Linked DNA regions of Mus musculus: regions 1 and 2 are each linked to region 3. A link is a loop called in an ENCODE intact Hi-C map of the cell type or tissue named here. Cell type or tissue: left cerebral cortex. All regions are shown on one strand.

The links. Hi-C counts contacts between places; a loop is a spot of excess contacts. Peaks named below come from ENCODE experiments on the same cell type or tissue, not always from the same donor. Only the 100,000 strongest peaks of a DNase experiment are listed, where the experiment ranks them.
Region 1: it touches region 3 in a loop (6-fold over the local background); 14 of 42 quality-filtered maps call a loop at or near these places.
Region 2: it touches region 3 in a loop (11-fold over the local background); 22 of 42 quality-filtered maps call a loop at or near these places.

What each region holds. Positions count from the first base shown.
Region 1 is chr2:33,556,209-33,561,208 of GRCm38, reverse strand. Lmx1b (LIM homeobox transcription factor 1 beta) reads left to right here. Exons shown (of 8, transcript NM_010725.3): 8 at 1-244. Among named protein-coding and RNA genes, the nearest start is that of Gm39789, 3.2 kb to the right of the region's middle. In left cerebral cortex, CTCF peaks have their summits at 1,253 (motif pointing left) and 2,747 (motif pointing right); DNase peaks (open chromatin) are centred at 1,259, 1,648 and 2,756; H3K4me3 peaks cover 215 bases; H3K27ac peaks cover 559 bases.
Region 2 is chr2:33,484,969-33,489,968 of GRCm38, reverse strand. Gm13530 (a long non-coding RNA gene) reads right to left here and starts at 212. Exons shown (of 3, transcript XR_374260.2): 1 at 1-212. In left cerebral cortex, CTCF peaks have their summits at 242 (motif pointing left) and 2,934 (motif pointing left); DNase peaks (open chromatin) are centred at 65 and 2,914; H3K4me3 peaks cover 193 bases.
Region 3 is chr2:33,640,464-33,645,463 of GRCm38, reverse strand. It overlaps Lmx1b (LIM homeobox transcription factor 1 beta), which reads left to right and starts at 4,366. Exons shown (of 8, transcript NM_010725.3): 1 at 4,366-5,000. The coding sequence starts at 4,866. It overlaps Gm39790 (a long non-coding RNA gene), which reads right to left. Exons shown (of 3, transcript XR_866136.3): 3 at 4,993-5,000. C130021I20Rik (Riken cDNA C130021I20 gene) reads right to left here and starts at 4,271. Exons shown (of 3, transcript NR_046275.1): 1 at 4,120-4,271; 2 at 3,863-3,988; 3 at 1-3,337. In left cerebral cortex, a CTCF peak has its summit at 2,172 (motif pointing right); a DNase peak (open chromatin) is centred at 2,192.

The DNA of each region.
Region 1 (5,000 bases), 84 kb after region 3:
CTGGACTGGGGCCAGGCCACCCATCGTATTCTTTCCGTTTACCTTGTACAGACTGCCCGCCTGCCATCCCCACACACATTTTATTTAATAACTTGTCATTGTTAAATTATTTATTAGCGTTTCCACATCACCACCCCCGCCTTCCACTCACCTTCTGCCTCTTCCCACAAAAGCAGAAAATGGAAACAGCAAGAAAAAAAGACAAGATGTTGGTATATTTGTAAATAAACAACCTGTACACTCCTGTGTGGCCCCTCCTTGGGGATGGGGCTTGGGTCTAAGCGGGAGCTGCCCGTGACACTACTGGACCGCCCTGTGACTGACAGGGCGATAAGTCATGGACACTGGGTTTGGGTCTTGCCCAACTCTACCTCATAACCAATCCCCTCTCCTTCCCTCCTTGCCTCAGCCCTGGCCATCTCAGCCTTGAGTCCAACACAGTCATCCATGTCCAGTGCCCTCTGTCCAATCACCCAAAACACCCATCCCTTCATTGAGGCAGCCATTGCCTATGGGGGCTTCTTTCAGTGTCAACCAGGCTGAGAATGAAGGAAGAGATGGTCACCTCCAAGGGTGTAGAAAACCTGATGTAGTTCAGGTGACATGTAATAGAGCCTTGGTCCTGGGGCAGCTGGTCTCATGGGGGTGGGAATCAGGGAAGACTTCCTAGAAGAAGCCATTCAGCTGAGATCTGAAGTTACCTAGCTGGGGAGAGAGCCCGGGGGTGAGAAGGATGTCTGAGGATGGTCCAGGCTTATAAACCTCGGAGGAGGCAGAATGCGACCAGAAAGGTAGCTAAGGCGGGGCCAGGAGAAGGACTCTGCTGAGCAGAAATATATGATTAGCTTAGGTGAACTGAATGGGGTCAGGGAGGTCAGCTGGGTCTCTGAGGTGAGAGGTGACAGCAGCTTTGACCAGGGTGGTACCTGTGGTGAGCAAGAGAAGTCCAGACTCTCAAGGTATTCAGGAAATATCTAGGCCCCCTGGTCATTGTGTGTACAAAGGGCGAAGATGGGATGGGGCAGTCTTTAGTCTGAGGCATGTGAGCTGAGCATACCAGAGATGACCCCAAATGAGGTGACACAGACCACAGCTGGGCCCCTGAGGATCCAGAAGACAAGCATGGGGTCTCCTGCCTGGAGCACTGATGGGCAGGTCAGCCAGGGGACAAAACCCAACAGAGCCTCAACTGTGGCTGTCAGGACCACCTGAGAGCCACCATGAGACCTCTCACTCTGCCGGTGAGCACCAGCGCCCCCTAGGGGACTGCCTCTCCACAACCTCTGCTGGGTAACTGGCTGCTAAGCAACTTCGGAGATGCCTTTTCTTCGTTTGTATGTAACCTAAAAGGCAGGGTCCTGGGCTTCAGAAGGGACACCGAGGCCCAGGAGAGGAGGTGATAGCTCAGTATGATGAAGCAAACGGGAGGACACAATCTAGACAGGAAAGCAGCTTGAATCACAACATTTGAGCCTTGCCAATCCCACCCCACCCCCACACCGAAAACTCAGCTGCTCTTCCAGGCCCACTGTTTCTGGTCCTAGGACAAGATCCTCCAAGGTCAGTCCAGACACCTGGAGGTAGGGAATCTCCTACCTTCAGCGTGCCTCACAAGACTCCGGGAAACCTAAGTCACATGGTCCAAACTGCACAGCTCCGGAGGCAGGACTAAACAGAGCCTTGGTGGCTGGGCTCCAAGCTGGAACTGGAGGAGGGACGATGGAGGGAGGGGTGAGGGGCGTCCATGTTCTATTCTTCAAGAACAGTGGGCTGCCAACCCTGTAGCCTAGAGCAATGTCTAAAATCCTGTCACTAAAAAATGTGGGGGTGGGGGCTGAGCTAATCCACTGCCTCATTGTCACCTGCATCCCCCGACCCCCACCCCCACCCCGTCCAGATGAAGACATGGACTGGGGAGTAAGACGGGGAGGGGGAGTGCTCTCCTCAAAGGTCCCGGTCCTGCAGGCTGATGGCTTCTCAGCGTCCTCAAGCAGACCTTGACCCCACTCACTGCTTTGAGATCTTGTGAAATTGGCTGGAGCTGGAGGGAGAGGGGTTGAGCCTTCCTTCATCTCTATCTTCTTTCTTCTGTGACCCAGGTCTCCTGGGTCAAGCATGAGCAGTCACTCAAAAGACATAAGTGACTCAAAGTGGGGAGGGATCGCCCCAGGGCTTGGGACTCCAGGGAAACCCTCCTGGAAGAGAAAACACTTGGGCTGAGCATCCCAGAGTGGTCGTAGAGGAATGGACAAGACAGAGACCGACAAGGATATCTAGGAAGATGGAAGAGCAAGTTGAGGATCAGAAGCAGGAGCCACAAGAGGCATGGCAGTGGGGCAAACCCCAATGACCTTGGAGTCTGAGAGTCAAAAATGGAGACTCTGAGTGGTGCCAGGGTCAGACAGGAAAGGAAGGACAACTTGGATGTCCTTGTCTCCAAACCAGCAGAGTAAATTAGGTCAGCTGTGAACTACTATATAGAACTGTGAACTACTATATAGAACCAAGAAATGTTTACTCTCGCAAATGGAACAGAGAAGAAATGAAGCCGGTGCCCATTCCCTAGATGAAGAATATGTATTATCCATGCCTTGATCTGGCACGAGCAGTGTGCCCATGTGACAGAGCACCCACATGGCTCTCTGTGGACACCATCCCACTCTCTTCTTCCTCTATTTCCCTCTATTTAGCTTCTAAATCCCCAAGACTGACCAGCCAGAATTTCTACATGAACCCTGCAGTCACACATCAGGCCACAAGGTGGCACTCGGGAGTCAGGCAGGCCATCGTCCACAGACTAGCCAGCTGGGCTCTCAATGCTTGCAGAAGGGATTGCTAAGGGTCCTGAGGATGGCCAGTGGGGAGAATAAGCGTTGGGCAGTAGAGGCCCATGATATTCGTGCCATTTTTTCAGTGCACGCCACCCCACCCCACCCCACCCCACAATGTTTTGTTGTGAGTTTTTGTTTGTTTTGTTTGTTTGTGACTGGGTCTCATTACATAGTCATTACTGGCTCTTCAACTCAGAGATCCACCTGCCTCTGCCTCCCGAGTGCTGGGATTTAAGGTGTGTGCCACTATCTTGTTTTTTGAGACTGGGTCTCTTTTTGCCCTGGGGCTTGCCTGATTAGGCTAGGCTGGCTGGAGAGAGACTCCCAGGGCTGTCTCTGCCTCTCCAGGGCTGGGTTCACAGCACACACCACCACACCCAACTTTGTGTAGGTTTCGGGATCAACCCCAGGTCTTCACACCTATGCACAACTTTACCAACTGAGCCACCTCTCCCCACCCTCAGCTGGGAGCCCTGGTGTACTCCAAAGCTGAATGCCACACTCCTGTAATCCCAGAACTCAGAAAGCTGAGGCAGGAAGACTGTGAGTCTGAAACGAGCCTGGACTGCATAGTAAGTTCAAAGCCATCCTGAACTACATAATGAGACACACACACACACACACACACGCGCGCGCGCTCAAAAATCCAAAGACAGCCAAAAGGAAACGGGTTATGGGCATGGGTGGTGGGCATGTACAGCAGACAAAAGACAGCATTTCTACAAGAGGTTTCTGCCATCTCAGCTGTCACGGCCATGAGCATCTGCACGGAACAGGGTCCTTGCTCCTGCATCTGTGGAAGGCTGCTTCTTATGCAGCCAATGTTAGTGGAGAATGTGGGTTGGCTGCTTTGCTTTATAATATGCCTGACCAAACTCTGAAGAACAATAACACCTATGACCATGGCAATCACAGTAGTGATGGCTCCTCTGCTCATGAGTCAGTCTCTGGGTATTATCTCATTTAACTCCCATTCAGAGTAGCCTTGAGACCCCCATTGTATAGATGAAGATACTGACGTTCTGTGAGGCAGAGGAGCCTCTTCAAGGTCACAGAGCTAGAGTGACAATTCCTGGGACACCTGTGTGATCAAGCAGTGCCAAGAATGGAAGACAGACAGTGCCCCATAGTTTCTACAACTTGGCATTCCTGAGGAGCAGGGCAGCTTCTGGAGCCCAGACTCATGAATACAGGTAACACAGTGCAGGAGGAGGAAGACAGACGGAGACCTATGGACCACCATACCACCCACAGACCTCCCCTCTAGTGCACAGCACATGTGGAACATAGACACCCGCTTGCTGCTATGCCACACAGCACCAATGAAGGATGACACGCAGGGCCTCACCAGCCATGTGGCCATCCTGCAACAAAAGCCACCGCAGTGTGCACGTATGTGGTGGTCAGATGGGCGAGAGAAAGAAGTGGAGCAGCTTGAGCATTATGGAGAGAGGTGGAACTGGAGACTCAAGGGTAGACAGGAGGAGCCTGCTGTCAACGACCAGCCCCGCCATCTGGGGCCATGGTGAAGTCCAGCCCAAGCTGCGTCTGAGGGCCACGTCTGAGTGCATGGCTATGCAGAGGCAGTGGTCAGTGTCGATGTGCATGGCTCACATTACCACTAGAGACCATGGGAGTGTCCCTGGTCATGGCAGTCCCTGGATGTCCAAGGGCTGTGCATAACTGGCCTGCCCCTCACTGGATGTAGCACTGTGAAGAGCTGGTGCCATCTCTCACAGCTGGCGACACTAGGCAGAGTGGGCTCTGTGCTTCACCCGGGCAGAACAGTGGAAGTTGCCTTGCTGGGGAGGGATGTGGGTGAGACAGCCCTGAGAATCTGAGAGAACTGACTCCACCACTCACCTGCCACGAGGTTGCACAGGCGCAAAGGTGACGCTTCCCACCCACCCATTGCCACCGCTGGCCATCAGGAGAGCTAGCCCTGACCCTCCCCAGCCGCAGCACTGGAGACAACAGGCCCTGGACCTCACGTGGACAGCACAGCAGAGCAGATGGTGAGGGTGCAGGTGAACCAGCCCTGACAGGGGGAGCATGGGAAAACCAGCCCCACAGCTCTTTTGGTGTGAGATGGTGTGAGTGAGGGGGTGATGCCCTCACCTTCACCCCCTTGCCACTTGTAGTAACAGGGAGAGCTGGCTCTGGGGTCAC
Region 2 (5,000 bases), 160 kb after region 3:
GCTGGCGTCCTGGAGACGGGAACAGATGGAAAATACACGATGAGCCTCTAGCGATATTCTCCCCACACACAGCTGTTGCCTTCCTTCCCGGGCTCTTCACTGTCCCAAGAGCTGGTGAGCAGGCCTTCCCAGACCACAGAGGACCTGCCAGTACCCTCAAAATGTCCTCCTCCAACCCTGACCTCACAGGCTATTGCCTCAGTCATGGACCAACTGCAATAGCGCCACCTCCAGACCACGCTGGAGAAACGCACTTTCCATACTCGGACTTGAAGGAAAGGTGCAGGGGAAGGTCTGGACCACAGAATTTCAAAGTGGTGAGGCTGTGCAACTAACCTCCCCTCATGTTTTGTTTTTCCTTGTTTTCTGTTGTTGTGGAACAGGGCCGTGCCACATAGCCTAAGCTACGTAATGTCGCATCAGTTGTATATGCCACACATGGCTAATCCATCCTTTAGAGGTTTCGTTGCGTAATTTCCAATGTAACACTTTTGTTGCATGCATATATTTGTGTGAATGTGTCCACCTATACGCCATAGTGTGCATATGAAGGCCAAAGAGCATACTGAGGGAGGCGGGGCTTCCTTTCCACCACGTGGGCTCAGGGTTCTAACTCAGACCACCAGGCTTCACACGCACCTTTTCTGACTGCGCGACGTCACCCGCCTGCACGGCGGTATTCTTCAGAGGAAAATGGTTCATGTAATACGAGGAGGAACCTGAATAATCACTATGGCAACTTTGTTAATTCCACACCCCTCAGCACTGGGCAATGCTTTGAGGAAAATCATTGGACAAATGTTCTTACACATCTACTCGAGACCTGATCTTGGGTGCGCATCCCACTCTCAACAGTGGCTGCGTTTCTTGTGTCCTCCGGCCATCTTGAAGTTAGAACATGAGGCTCTTTCCCAGCTGTCCCTCTTGGATGCTGCAGAGTTGATGAAGCGGCTGTGTGTCATGGCATCTTTCTGATGAATGGCTCGGACATGCCTCTCACACATCAGCCCTTGCTGTCAAACTGCGTGCTATGCTTGGTTAGGGATGTGGGCAACCCAAGACACTAGCCAGTGACAGTTAACAAGACAAGAAATGACACACCGGTGTCTAAAGCCAATCTTTTTTATTTTTTTCGAGACAAGGTTTCTCTGTATAGCCCAGGCTGTCCTGGAACTCACTTTGTAGACCAGGCTGGCCTCGAACTCAGAAATCCGCCTGCCTCTGCCTCCCGAGTGCTGGGATTAAAGGCGTGCACCACCACGTCTGGCAAGAATTCTTTAAAAGAAAGAAAGAAAGAAAGAAAGAAAGAAAGAAAGAAAGAAAGAAAGAAAGAAAGGAAGGAAGGAAGAAAGAAAGGAAGAAAGACAGGGCCAGCCAATTGGTGGTAGTGCACACCTTTAGACCCAGCATTCCGGAGTCAAAGGAAGGTGGATCTCTGTGAGTTTGAGGTCATCCTGATCTACAGAGTTAGTTCCAGGACACCCTGGGCTACGTGGAGAAACCCTATCTCAAAAAAGAAAAAAATTTAAAAACATTAAACAAAACAAAACAAAAGGGCCTTACTGTGTAGATCAGGCTGGCCTGGAACTAGAAATCCATCTGCCTTTGCTTCTCAAGTGTTGAGATTAAAGGCATGCACCACCATGCCTGGGGAATTCAACTATTTTGACAATGCCAATCAACTAATCAAATACAGCTCGGGTGCCTCCTGCCTCTGCGTAGGAATGGGACGTGGGGTACACGATCACGGTATGAGTGACTTAGTTTGGGGTGCTGCCCCTGAGTTCCTACTGCCTAGCAAACAGAAGGGTGCTACTGCACAGGGTCTGGAACTGGGTAGCTCACATTTCTCCAAACCCGCAAAGCTCTTCTGCACAAAGCCCTCGGAGACACAAGCTCTGGAATCGGGAGGCCTTGTGCCCAAGTTCCAGCTTAGCCACTTCAAAGGGCTGTTGTACTGAGGAAGACATGGTGCATGAGAAGTGCTTAGCAGGGCTCTGACACAAGCTAAACCTCAAAAATAGCGGCACATTAACAACCCGGAACGCAGGAAATACACTCTCCAGTTTATGAATAATAAAAGTGACACCCAGAGAAAAGGCTAAATGTCTTGCAGAAAAGCAGACCTTAAACTCGGGCTCGTCTGCCTAGGCCCCTTCCTGTGGTTCCATCTTCCTCTGACTCTGACTTTTCTGCCAGGACCCTGGGCTAGGTCCGGTACTAACTGGGTAGTTTGTAGGGGCTCCGGGGCCTGATGTCCACCCTGGGATGGAAAAACAGGCCTCACTGGGCCTTCCTGTCAGGAATCCCTCAGGGGGTGGGAGGCTCAGGGCAGGCCTGGGCCCAGGCTGGGCTACAGGAGGTTCCCAGGTGTTGGGGAAGGCGGCTGCCTGGCTGTTCTCCAAGTACATTCAGAACCAACCCAAGGGAAACCCCGATTGTGTCAGTGCCGGCACGCCTGGGGCACAGGCATTGGAGACATTAAATATTAAACATGTCGGCTGCCTTCCAAGCTCGGTAATTAAAACTCTTATTTCATATTTTACACAGGATGGACAGGGAGGTCGCAGCCTGCTGTAAGAGGTTTCATAGTTGCTCCCTAACAGATGGAGTGGCTCTTCCTAGGAGAATCTCCCTCTTGCCTGAGACCCTCTCACTCTACTTGGTCATTTCCTGGAAGGGAGGACACAGAATAGAGGTCAAATGGTTTGAGTGGCATTCAGGAACCGCAGCAGGCTCTTGGGGTCTTTGTCTATTTCTCTCTGAAGGGTTTGCGTCTCCAAGAGGCTTCCTAGGGCTGGATTGCAGGTCCCCGTAGCAATGGCAATCAAGGAGCTAAGATCTCTTCAAGCCAAAGAGGGAAAGAGAGCCAAGATCAGACAGACAGGCCGGAGGGAGGGGCGGCTTCCCTTAGCCTCCAGTGCCATCTGCTGGCTGTATTCTAAACTGCAGCTCTGCCAGAGGCCGGCTAGTAACTAACTCTTGAGTTCTAAGCAAAGGGTTAAAAGAGGGAAAGCAAGGAAAACCCGGCCTGATGCTGAGTGCTCAATTGCACACTTGGTCATTCCCCAGCATCGAGAGAGAAATAGCACGCTGGACTCTGAAGGACCCAACACAAAGCAATAACCATGGCGGCTATCCATCATGGCATCTATCCTTCAGTTCACTGTGAGGAGCCTTGGCTTACATGATGATGTACATCCATTGACCTCACTGAGGTTGTACAAATGAGAGAAAACCCCGTCTAGATGAATCAGGAGTCTTTTTTATATTATTATATGTAATTACACTGAAGCTGTCTTCCAACACTCCAGAGATCTTACTATGGATGGTTTTGAGTCACCATGTGGTTGCTGGGATTTGAACTCAGGACCTTCGGAAGAGCAGTCAGTGCTCTTAACTGCTGAGCCATCTCTCCAGCCCCAAAGCAAGAGTCTTAACAGACTCACTTGGCATCCCTTCCTCTTCATCTCTCCATGCTCTATCCTACAGGGGCCTCCCTGTTCCTCAGATACACCAAGCTCTTTCTGAACTTCGGTTCTTTCCAGGGGCTGTTCCCTCCGCCTAGAGTGTGCTCCTTTTGGTTGTGGTCACCAGATCTAAAATCCACCCACCCACTCTGTGAGGCTCCATGTGTGCCCTTGTTTTGTTTCCCTGATGAATTTATTATAGCCAGTTGCAACGACTGCTTTCAGTTTCTCAAGATTTGTATTCATCACCTCACTAGCTAAGATGGAACTTAGTAGAAGGCAAAGAGCATGCCCACTCACTCACCAGTGTATAGGCCTAGTGCACAGGAGGCCCATCGCTGTCTTAGAATGTATGGAAGGGCTCTGGGACAGCCCTAGTAATCAAGGAGAGGCCAAAGAAATTTCCCAGAAGAAGAAATATCCCCACGGGGTCCCCCAGAACGACCAGGAGCAGCTCAGGTGAAGACAGAAGGTCACCCTAAGCAGAGGTCACAGGTGAAAGGGTCCTATGAAGAAGGCAACTTCCAGAAACCAAAAATAGAAAGAGCTGGCTTGGCATTCAAGCATGAGAAGGAGGAAGGGCCCACCTTGGCAGGAGGTCCTGGGCTGGTCCCACTTGGACCATTTGCCTCAGAATCTAGAATTCTCCCTGTGGTGGTTGATACTGATGTCAATTTGGTAGGATTTAAAATCACTTAGGACACAAAGCTCTGGTCTTTTTGGGAGAGCTTCTTTAGGTTGGCTAATAGAGGTGAGAAGACCCACTTTGAATATTAGTGGCACCAGCAATGGGCTGGGGTCCCATTGTGAATGAAAAGGAGAATGGGCCCCAGCGTTCCTCCCCCATCCCACCCACATACCCCTCTGCTTCCTGACTGCAGCTGCAATGTGACCAGCCACCTCAAGTTCCTGTCACCATGATGTCTTGTGTGAGAGACAATGCACATGTCTACTCACCGCAAATAGGGAACCCATGTTCTCCTGTTGGCTCCGCCTTCCATCATGTTAGTAGCCTCCTCTCTACAAAGCAACAAAATGACTTCAACATCTCAGAACTTCACAACTTTACCTAACAGCTCCAGTGGTTAATTTTTTAATTGAATATTTTCTTTACTTATATTTCAAATGCTATCCCCTTTCCCGGTTCCCCCCTCCCAGAAACCCCCATTCCATCCTTATTTCCCCTGCTTCTATGTCAGTGTTCCTCCACCCACCCATCCACTCCTGCCTCCCCGCCCTCGATTCCCCTACACTGGGGCATCTATTGAGCCTTCCTATCGACCAAGGACCTTTCCTCCCATTGATGCATAACAAGGCTGTCCTCTGCTACATATGCAGCTGGAGCCATGCATACTCCTTGGTTGATAGCTTAGTCCATGGGAACTCTGGAGAGTCTGGTTGGTTGATATTGTTGTTCTTCCTATGGGGTTGCAAACCCCTTCATCTCCTTCAGTCCTTTCTCTAACTCCTTTATTGGGACCCTGTGCTCAATTCAATGGTTGGCTGCAAGCATCCGCCTCTGTATTTGTA
Region 3 (5,000 bases):
ATGCCCATTGCACAGACAGGGACCTTGAAGTACAAAGGCGCAGCAGGTCTTTTACCCTGGTGTCTCCTAACCAGACCCTGAGACAGACAGGGATGCTTCCTGACACCTGCCCTTCTCCTGTTCCTAACCATTGTGTAGCCAGTAGGAGACCTCAGTTCTGGGCCACCAGTCCTGGGAGGGCCTTCTCTGAACCTTCCTAAGAGCTGCCGGCAGCCTTTGGATCTGAGAGAGCCTGATTTCCCCACAAGTGGAGCAAGTCCATGCCTGATGGTCCAGAGTAATGGCCAGAGTGGGGGTTGTTGGAGGGCTGAGGGATCTGGCTGCGGATGTTCATCTTCTGGCTCTAGGCATCCTAACACTCACCAGCCACCAGCAAACCCTGACACCCCTCTCTCATCAGCCTCAAAAGCCCCCAGTGGAGAATAAGTACCCCAGAAACCCCTCTCTAGTCTCGCCTCTCTGGAGAACTTCCACCAGCACAGGGAGACTTCAGACGCCCTTCCTTAGGTAGTAGAAAGTGGTCGTCCAATGCTTTGACTCGTGTGTGGGGTGAAGACCAGCTAGAATGCTCAGAGGGGTACCTGGATGCTCGGGAGTTGGATTGCTAGTGATCGACCTCTGCTGAGTCTTGGGCGCGCCCTTGCTCCATTTCCGTGGTCTTCGGGTTCTTCATCACTGAGGGTCTGGGATAGACTGAGTTTCCCCGAGGAGCAGCTCCCGACTTGGCCCACAGTTTTGGGACAGCTTTGATTCTGCGCGGCAGAGCCTCGTAGATCTTGAGATGCCATTAGCCAGGGGCAGCATGGGGTGAGCCTAGGTGTTCCATGGCTTCGGTTCTTGAGGCAGAGCAGGAAGGCCGGTGCGATGCTTCTGATAGCCTCCTTGCTGATGAATCCAAGGCTGTGGTCCTCCTCCTGCTGGGATCTGACACTGCAGCCGGTGGTTCTAAACCTGGAGGAAGGGTCCTCTCTCTCCCGGACTCTGGTCAGAAGCACCAAACGGTTGGGTTTTCGCTGGTATAGCCCTTCCCCTCACACCGCTCCCCCGCTCTCACAAGATGGGTCGCTACCGAGTGAGGTTGCAAGGTCCTAAAGGAGAAGAGCCAGAGACCAAGTCAGGGCTCAGGAGCTGCACGCCTCTGGGATAAGAAGAGCCCGGATCTCTCCCTGTTTTGTTTCTTGCGATTCCAGCAGTCGCTGGCAACTCTCTTTCTCAGGTGGAAACAGTCCCGAGCGGATTCTGCAGCAGACGTCGGAGGCCGCAAGCATCCCGCGTTGGACGGCGCGGAAGAGATAGGCCACCTGCGTTGTGAGTCTCAGAGCCAGGGGTGGGCATCCGCTTGTACAGAAGAGACGGGCGAAGCCAGGAGCTTGAGGCCCGCGGAGAGAAGTGGGTCTAGGCCTAGGCCGGTGTTCTCCTGTCCAGTCGTATTGTTCTTCCTTAGAGGCAAAGGATGGGAGACCAAGAACCCTAAGAATGCCTCGGAGACACATGGACGATTATGTGGGGCAATGTGAAGACCGGGTCTAGTCAATTCGGGGTTGAAAAGTAAGGACAAAGAAGGCCTACGGGTAGAGGAGAACGGACAGAAGGAAACAGGCATCTGTGAACGGAGCATCGTCCTCAATCGGACTAGAGACAATCTTGGTGCCACTGTTCACCCAGGGAACTCTGGACTCAGTTGCCGACAGTTTCGGCAGCCTGACCCGAGTGGGCCGGGCTGCGCAGGGAGAGGCCCCCAAAACTCTGAGCCTTGGAAAACACACCAGCCATGCATCAAATGGGGGGGGGGCTACAGGTGTGCCCTCGGTGCTGAGACCTGGCTTCAAGCACTGCAGAACGCGCAGCAAACACAGTCAAAGGTCCAGACCCGGTCTTAGATGCCAGCCAGAGGATCAGGGAAACCTCTGAAGCCGGGCCACAGGGGCCACCATTCAGCCAAAGAAAAACGGAGAGGAATGGGGTAGAAATGGACAGGCACAGGGAGCGTGGGGGAAATGGGAGGGTGAAGATGGGGGTGAAACACTGTGCGATTGCTTAGAGTCCGAGGTTCGTCTTTAAGGTTTGAGACAGAGAAGATTCTTTCGACTCAGCCTGAAGGAGATGGCGAAGCTCCGGGCCTGGAACCAGGGCTTTCGGTGCCCAGCAGTGGTTGCAGAGACACACTATGGCCAGCAGAGGGCGGAGTGCACCCGGTTGGGCCGCTGCTTCTGCGAGCGGTTCGGTGCCTCCCGGCTCTGCACGCCCCAGCCTTTACCCGCTCGGCTTCTTCCCGCAGTAACGCGCCAGGGCCCAGATACCCAGAGAAGGCGGTCCAGATCCAGGCCCAGGCCTCTGCCCAACCTCAGGGCTCAAGGCCTTAGATTTTTCACACTGGGTAAAAACAAGGACGAAGGGTGGGTGAAGAAAACTCTACATCCACATACCCATGCTCCTGGATACACAAAGGCGCCGAGAAATACACAGAACACAAAGCCACAAACACAAAAACCCCTGGGCGACACAGAACAATTCAGGAGCTCCGGGGCAAACAGAAACACAAAGGTAACTCAGAGACACACTTATAGAGAAAAATCTACCAGATTCGCTAAAGGGGCCGAGGCGCATACAAAGGCGTAGACATCTTCACTATCTACACCTTCACGAGGACACACACAAAGACGTGTAAAAAACATGACATAGAAGCACGAGAGACGTGTACCGAAAACACACACACTCATTGCCTGGAAAGACGTAAGGACACACAAACACAAAATGTATGTGCACAGGAATACGGGTGCACACGTTCTCAATAGCTTCCGCGAGGCGGGAGCGCGGACACACACAGACACACTCCGATACCCACCGACACACACGCAGGTACTGGGGTGGGGCGGTGACCGCTAATCCTCCACAAAGCCGGGCCCCTCCGGGGGGCCCCCCCAGCACAGGGGGCCACTTCTGACCAAGCCTCCCTCAGGCTCCAAATCTGATCCGCCCTCTCGCCTCTAGCGGGGTCAGGGGACCCGCCCTCCGAGCCCTCCATCCCCTCCCGGCTTCGCGCCGCTGCTCCACAGCCGGAGGGGCCAGGGCCGCCCAGCAGCAGCTCGCAGGGGCTGTTAACTCCTGCCCTGGGACCGCACCATCCCTCCTGCTATTCCAGGACGAAACCCGCGCGGGAGTGGTGGGGCCGAAGGTACCCTGTTTCCCGATGCGACGTCTTCTAGTTTTCTCGCGGATGTCTGGCCGGATGCACCCAGGAGTCTCCAGCTGCGTGCCGCTGGCCTTGCGTTGCCCGCTGTCGAGGCCCACTTTGCCAAGGGTGGCCAGCGCTCAGTCTCTAACCCTGGCCAGGTCCCTTAGCCACAATGAAAGGGCACCGATTTCAGAGGTCACACAGATTTCCTTAGAACGACTGTACCCATGCCGTTCCAGGCCTCCACCCCTAGATCTTGAGGACACCACTTCTTACCTGCCCCTCATACTCCAAGCCTTGGGAGGCCCAGCCTTCGCCCACTGACCCCGGCCGGGAACAAGATATCTTTCCGAGCCCTGTTGACCCTCTTAACACTCTCTTGGTCTCAACCCGGGCCTGACCGTCCTCTTTCACCCAAGATCTCCCATTCTGGCTATGAGAGCCCCCTCAACTCATTCCCCCGCCCTATTTCTGCCAGGCCTGGGCTTTTTGGGACTACTTACTCAAACTACAGCCCTTACACCCCCTCCCCAGGTCAGGGTTCCCTTTGGCGAGTCCGGGGCCAGCGGTTCTTGCTTACATTTGATGTTCCCCATCCCTCGACCCTAGGAGCCCTCTCAGCACACCAGGCTGTCCGGTGCAGGCCCCGCCTCCCGAGGGGACACCAACTCAGACCCTGCGACCTACCTTAGACTACGAGTCCGGGTTTGGGCCAGCCGCTCCCGCCTGGCGCTGTCCCCTGGAGAAGTCGCTGCGTTCCCCGCCGTCCTCACAGTCTGGCCTCGCTTGGGGCCACTCCTCTGAGCGCTGGAGCTTAAAAAAAAAACAACAAAAATATTAATAATAAAAAAGGCAAGAAAGAAAAAAAAGAAAGCCTGATTTCCCCAACTCCCAAATCAATTTTTCAAGAGGGGTGGGGCACAGGATTTGTTTCGATGGCTAACCAAACTTCTGCCAATGGTGGACAGGATGGTCGCCTGGATTCAGGGCGCGGCACGGGGTGCAGGACGGGGGCTAAGGGAGCCCTCCCGCAGGGAGGGGGGGAGGCGACGGCACTATTTGACGTGGAGCAGCCGGCTCATCCCGGCGCAGTGATACGAGGCGCACCAATGAGTTCAAATGTCAGGAAGTTTGAGGAGGGGTGAGGCGGCTCGGGGCCGGAGTATCCCTCCGCCGCCAGCCCCAGCTCTAAACCGAGCGGCTCCTCGGGCGCACCATGGCACTGGAGTAGTGCGGGGAGCGCGCCTGGAGCCCCGCGGCCTGCTGCGCCCCGCCCGGGACCCTGCTGCGACGCCCGCGCCCCCCCAGCCCGCGGGGCCGCCCCTGCACCCCCGCCCCCTCCCCCGCCCGCCGCCGCCGCCGCCGCCTCCTCCTACTCCTCCGGGCGGCTCCGCGTGCCGCCCGCTGCTGCAGCCGGGACCCGGGGCTGACAAGCAGGTGACAGGCGAGCAGCGAGTGCGCGTGGCTGCGAGTAGCCGGTAGAGAGCGGCGCGCGGGGCTGCCAGCCGCCCGGGCCCTCCCGCACGACGCCGGGGCCCGGGGCCAGCGCGCCGCCGCTCCACGCTCGCCCCGGGGCAGCGGGCGGCCCCGACCCCGCGGGCGCCGCGCCTCCCCGGCTGCAGCGGAGCGGGCGGACGGGCCGGAGGGTGAGCGGCCCAGCCGGCGGGGTCCGCAGCGCGCCGGGCGTCCCATGGATATAGCAACAGGTCCCGAGTCGCTGGAGAGGTGCTTCCCTCGCGGGCAGACGGACTGCGCCAAGATGTTGGACGGCATCAAGATGTTGGACGGCATCAAGATGGAGGAGCACGCCCTTCGCCCCGGGCCC